Regions from separate parts of the Homo sapiens genome. Here region 2 is linked to region 1. The links are chromatin loops, found by intact Hi-C in ENCODE. Cell type or tissue: gastrocnemius medialis. All regions are shown on one strand.

Region 1 (2,500 bases):
TCAGCAAATACTACTTTGTTCTTTTCAGGCTGAGAAAAACACCTGAGTTTTTGTAATTTTTTGAAAACTGTAAATATAAAAGTTCTCTTCAAGAGAAGCACCACCATCCTCATGACCTGCATTACACATCAAGGGACAGAACAAATATTAACTAAATGTTTACTTCAGGTTAAATGGTCCAATAAATCACATTTGTCTTTAACAATGCGGTAAATTTTGAAAAATCCAAAGGAAATAAAAGGGAAAACTATCATAAACTATGAAAAAAGAAGTCTAGGGAAATTGATAAAAACAGTCCAAGAAATGCAGCTGAGTATCACAATGTCACAAGGAGACTCTAGAGAAGAAGTTTTCCCTGATTTCCATTAATGCTTAAATGATCTGCTGATGTATAAATTATCTCCTGTCCCACAAACTGAAAACAAGTCACAAAATCCACATTAGAATATAAGTTTTTTAATTTTTATAAATAACTTATCTGTTACAAAGATAGTTTACCCAGCTAAATCACAAAACCATCAACTCAAGATATCCAAATTACGTTTTATTAATAAAACAAGTAAAAACTGATTTATCAATCTTCACATAGAACTGCAGATGAAGCTGAAAAACAAGGCCTATTTTAAAAATAAATTGCATCAAACGTAAGGGCTTTGGGTCTATGGTTTAATTACCTAGGATTGTCATATTTCTTCCCATATACAAAATGCAAAGCCTGAAAGTTAGGGCTCTGACATTCATAGAGATCAACTGTAATAATCCCATTTAAAACACAGCCACTTGCAAACATTTACAGTGGGTGGTAGTCTATATTATCTTCCATCCTTTGCTCTATTTCAGCACTTCCCTTAGCCCCATTCTAAGCACTCATATAATTTCATAATTCTGTCTTTTTAAATGCATACTGTTCTTTTTCTTGATTTCAGTTATATACATTCCTGATCATCTGAATATTTTCCTTACAAAAATATATCATCAAAATAAAGAGATGCTTGAGGTTGCTTCAGTGTTCAAGTTTGCTTGTTTTTTTTTCCAGCTTTTCTTCAGTTGTCCTAAATATGGCTAGCCTTGTTTTATAAATACACATGATACTGTCACCAAGTCAGGATTAGAAATGGACTGCCCCAACAGTAAAGCATTTAAACTTCTCTCCAAAAAAAGGGCTGTAGGTACTGCTGCTGTTGCTGGTTTTGAGACTGTACTTTCCCAATAACAACTGCTTGTGCAAGTTCTGTGGGACACCAAGCAGATGAAGCTTAACCTTGTTGTTCTGTCAGTGGGTTAAAAATATCTTTTGTTTTAAGCTTCCCTGTGGAAGACAAACACTGTGTTGTGTCACCCACTGCTCAAGTCAGTATTTAATGTGACCTACAGACATCACTTCTGTAATATCATCTGCAATTCACTGTGCAGCATCTGCCTGTCTTCACACAACATTGGAACTCATGAGGGCAAAGTACAGAATAAGTAGAGGAAAGTTATTCTGTGCATACTTTCATCTCATTAATGCTTTTTTATTTTAAGGCATTGTTCCTCTCAGGTAAGGCTTAAAAAGGGACATGATCGTGCTTAATTACTAAAAGGAAAAAAGAAAATTAGTTAACAAAAGGCTATTACACTATACATATAGAAATATAAGAAAATAATCAAGAAGAAAAGAAATCACTTAAAGCAGACTCGAGAGATCTGTACAGTAGGAAAAGCTTTGGGGTATTTCGCTGCACATTTGTACAGACAATGCATGCTGCTTTCCTTTGCATCTTTAGCCCCTAGATGCTGGCTTCACAGAGTGGAGACACGTTCAGGGAAGACAAAGACAAGGCCAAGAGTACCACAGATTTCTGAAGTTCTTCCCTATCCAATGGCACTATGCGGCAGCAAATGGTTCTTAAATAGTTAAACCTTGTTCCTTTTCTTCGTGTATGTAGTGTTTCACTGAAAGCTTTACAAATAAAACAAGCTATCATTCTATTCCTTCCTCCTGTCAAAATTCAGTAGTGACATGAGGGGAAAAAGGTATTGGGAACACCTAGGTGTTAACATATTGAGAATTATCCATAATGGGACACTGGTAACACTGTACACAGTTAGGCAGTGGGCAACCAAGTCTTTCAGCAGATTACTTTTCATGTGATGAATTTCAACTGCTCATGACATTATACTGAGGTATTATTAGCTCTGTGGGCTGACATTTAACATTAGCAGAACACCATCTTGTCACACCTTCAATTTGACAAAATCCTATGTAGCAGTGAAACTTTTTCCCGATGACAGACTAGTTTCTTGAACTTTAGATGTGGTTTTAGAGAAGATACAGGGCCATTTGGCTCAGAAATGCCTTGGCATCTCACACTGTTCACAGCGAATTAAGGCTGGATGGTTCAAAAAAGTACAGGCGGTACAATTCCACTGAGCTCCCTCATCATCTTCTGTGTCTTGAGTCTTTGGTGTTTTGATGATGGACCTTTGATCTGTAAGAAAGAAAAAAATTATTTTATAA
Region 2 (2,500 bases), 72 kb after region 1:
GTTAAAACCAGAAATGTATCTGTAGCTGTCTAACCTCATGTCCAAGGTTCCTTCTTTATTGTACTAGCTTGACGTTACTAATAATTTTCTTTCTGAAAACTTCTTTTCCGGTCAACACTCTGCATTCTAGTTTCTTAGAATTCTTATTTCTATGCCTCTTATTAATGTTAGCCAAAAGGATGTAGGTGTAAAGTTATAACATTCATTCTCTCACTTGTTCCTCTGGCATCTTATTTACACTCACAGCATAATCTAAGGAGAATCTCCTTTAAATTGTAGTTTAAGCTTTTTATTCTACTTGATGAAACTTAAAAGATTCCGAATCATAGATTTGATGTTGAAAGGAGCCTTATAGATTATCTAGTCCAACACCCTTATTTAATAGAAGAAAAACATAAAGTTCAAATAATATGTCAGTAGAATCTGAATAAAAGTTTAACACAAAAAATTAGCATTATTACTTATGAATCGTAAAGTAAATGCCTACATTTATATACAGTAAATATGAACAGAGCAATTAAACAAATTTCAAGAGTAATTATTGAGGCCGGGCATGGTGGCTCAGCACTTTGGGAGGCTGAGGCGGGTGGATCACCTGAGTGAGGTCAGGAGTTTGAGACCAGCTTGGCCAACATGGTAAAACCCCGTCTCTACTAAAAGTACAAAAATTAGCTGGGTGTGGTGGTGCACACCTGTAGTCCCAGCTACTAGGGAGGCTGAGGTAGGAGAATCGCTTGAACCTGGGAGGTGGAGGTTGCAGTGGGCTGCAATCGCACCACTGCACTCTGGCCTGGGCAACAGAGACTCCGTCTCAAAAAAAAAAAAAAATAAATAAATAAATAAATAAAAAAGATTAATTATTGGGCCGTGCTTCTTTCCTGTTAAAAAACACTTATCCCTATTTCTAAGAGAGTTTACTTATATGACAGTGTCAATGTATGAGTCCATTTATTAAAGTGGATTTAAAAATTACAGAATGGCAGACAAAAAAGTTAAAACCTACTTAATCCTACATATTTATGCATTAATTATATCTTAGATTTTTTTTCTTTTTTTCATTTTTTTTGAAACGGAGTCTCACTCTGTCACTCAGCTGGAGTGCAGTGGTGTGATCTTGGCTCACTGCAACCTCCGCTTCTGCAACCCCACTTCAAGCGATTCTCCTGCCTCAGCCTCCCAAGTAGCTGGGACTACAGGCGCGTGCCACCACACCCAGCTAAGTTTTGTATTTTTAGTAGAGCCAAGTTTCACCATGTTGGCCAGGATGGTCTTGATCTCCTTATCTCATGATCCGCCCGTCTCGGCCTCCCAAAGGGCTGGGATTACAGGCGTGAGCCACTGTGCCCGGTCATATCCTAGATTTTCTAACAAAATTACGCTATCTGTGCTTCCCACGTGAGTTGATGTCCTGACCCAGTCCAAAAGACAGAAACAGCACGGACTGCTTGCTACAGCACTTAGAACAGTGCCTGGCACATGGCAGCTCCCATTGCTGCTGAACAATTACTACTCTAAATATATTCACGTTATAATAAATATAGCCATAGGAATGATTCAACCATACAGAAAAGAATCCTGCTACAAGGTGAATTATCTCACTCTACCCCTTTTATTCTGTTTTCCAGGTTTGGTTCCATGAGTAGGATCACAACCTTCACTTATTTAGGCACACCTTTCCAATCGATAATTTCTGTTATCAATTCAGAAACACTAAGATCTCAATCAACATCAGTCTGTTAGGCTCCTTGTAGGTTGCTGTTAAGCTCCTTCTAGGTTTCATTTTAAAAGGAAATTTTACACTCCAACAACTTCCAAGCTTTCATGTGAAGCAAAAATATGTTGTTTCATCTTAATTGTACTTATGTTTAAACTTAAACTCTTCCAATACTAGTTTCCCTCCTCAACTTTCCATTTTTGTCAGAAATAGCAATTTCTTTTCAGCCTGCAAAGTGAAGTTACCTTAACTCTTCTCTCTTCTCTTTCTTTACCTTTACCCAACTCCTTGAAATCGCATCCATTTTGTAATTAACATTCCTTAAAATACAACTTCTAAGACTCTCCTCAATGGTTATTACAGTCAATACAGTCCACAATTACTTCCATAGTTCTGAAATAAAATGTCAGGACAAGATTTTTCCACGAAGCTTCATATGGAAACTCATTTGGTGGTGGCAAAAATCTGAGTTGAACCGATGTAAGGTTATTTACAGGCTTGATTTAGCCCACTTACTGTGAATATTTTCACCTTCACTGCAGAGATACTAGTGTCTAGTTACAGGATGATACCTCAGACCTTGCTGGGAGAGTTATGTAATATACAATATACACGTTACCTTTCCCAAATCCAAAAATGTTTGAATCCCAAAACACAGCTGGCCTCAGGGTTTCAGATAAAGCATTGTGGACCTGTATAATATTATTCTAGGAATCCTAATTTAGGCACCCTATACTTAACTTTCTTCCTGATACTCTCTCTTACCTGACTCCATGCATCTCAGCT

What was found. A loop is a pair of places that touch in the nucleus more often than their neighbours do. Peaks named below come from ENCODE experiments on the same cell type or tissue, not always from the same donor. Only the 100,000 strongest peaks of a DNase experiment are listed, where the experiment ranks them.
Region 2: a loop joins it to region 1, with 4 times the contacts of the local background. A loop is called at or near these places in 10 of 110 quality-filtered maps.

The regions. Positions count from the first base shown.
Region 1 is chr6:149,409,548-149,412,047 of GRCh38, reverse strand. It overlaps TAB2 (TGF-beta activated kinase 1 (MAP3K7) binding protein 2), which reads right to left. Exons shown (of 7, transcript NM_001292034.3): 7 at 441-2,471. The coding sequence ends at 2,329. Among named protein-coding and RNA genes, the nearest start is that of SUMO4, 11 kb to the right of the region's middle. In gastrocnemius medialis, no CTCF peak of the experiment used is centred here; a DNase peak (open chromatin) is centred at 1,255; H3K27ac peaks cover 2,327 bases.
Region 2 is chr6:149,337,934-149,340,433 of GRCh38, reverse strand. All of the region lies in intron 1 of TAB2 (TGF-beta activated kinase 1 (MAP3K7) binding protein 2), which reads right to left. Among named protein-coding and RNA genes, the nearest start is that of TAB2, 21 kb to the right of the region's middle. In gastrocnemius medialis, no CTCF peak of the experiment used is centred here; no DNase peak of the experiment used is centred here; H3K27ac peaks cover 1,228 bases.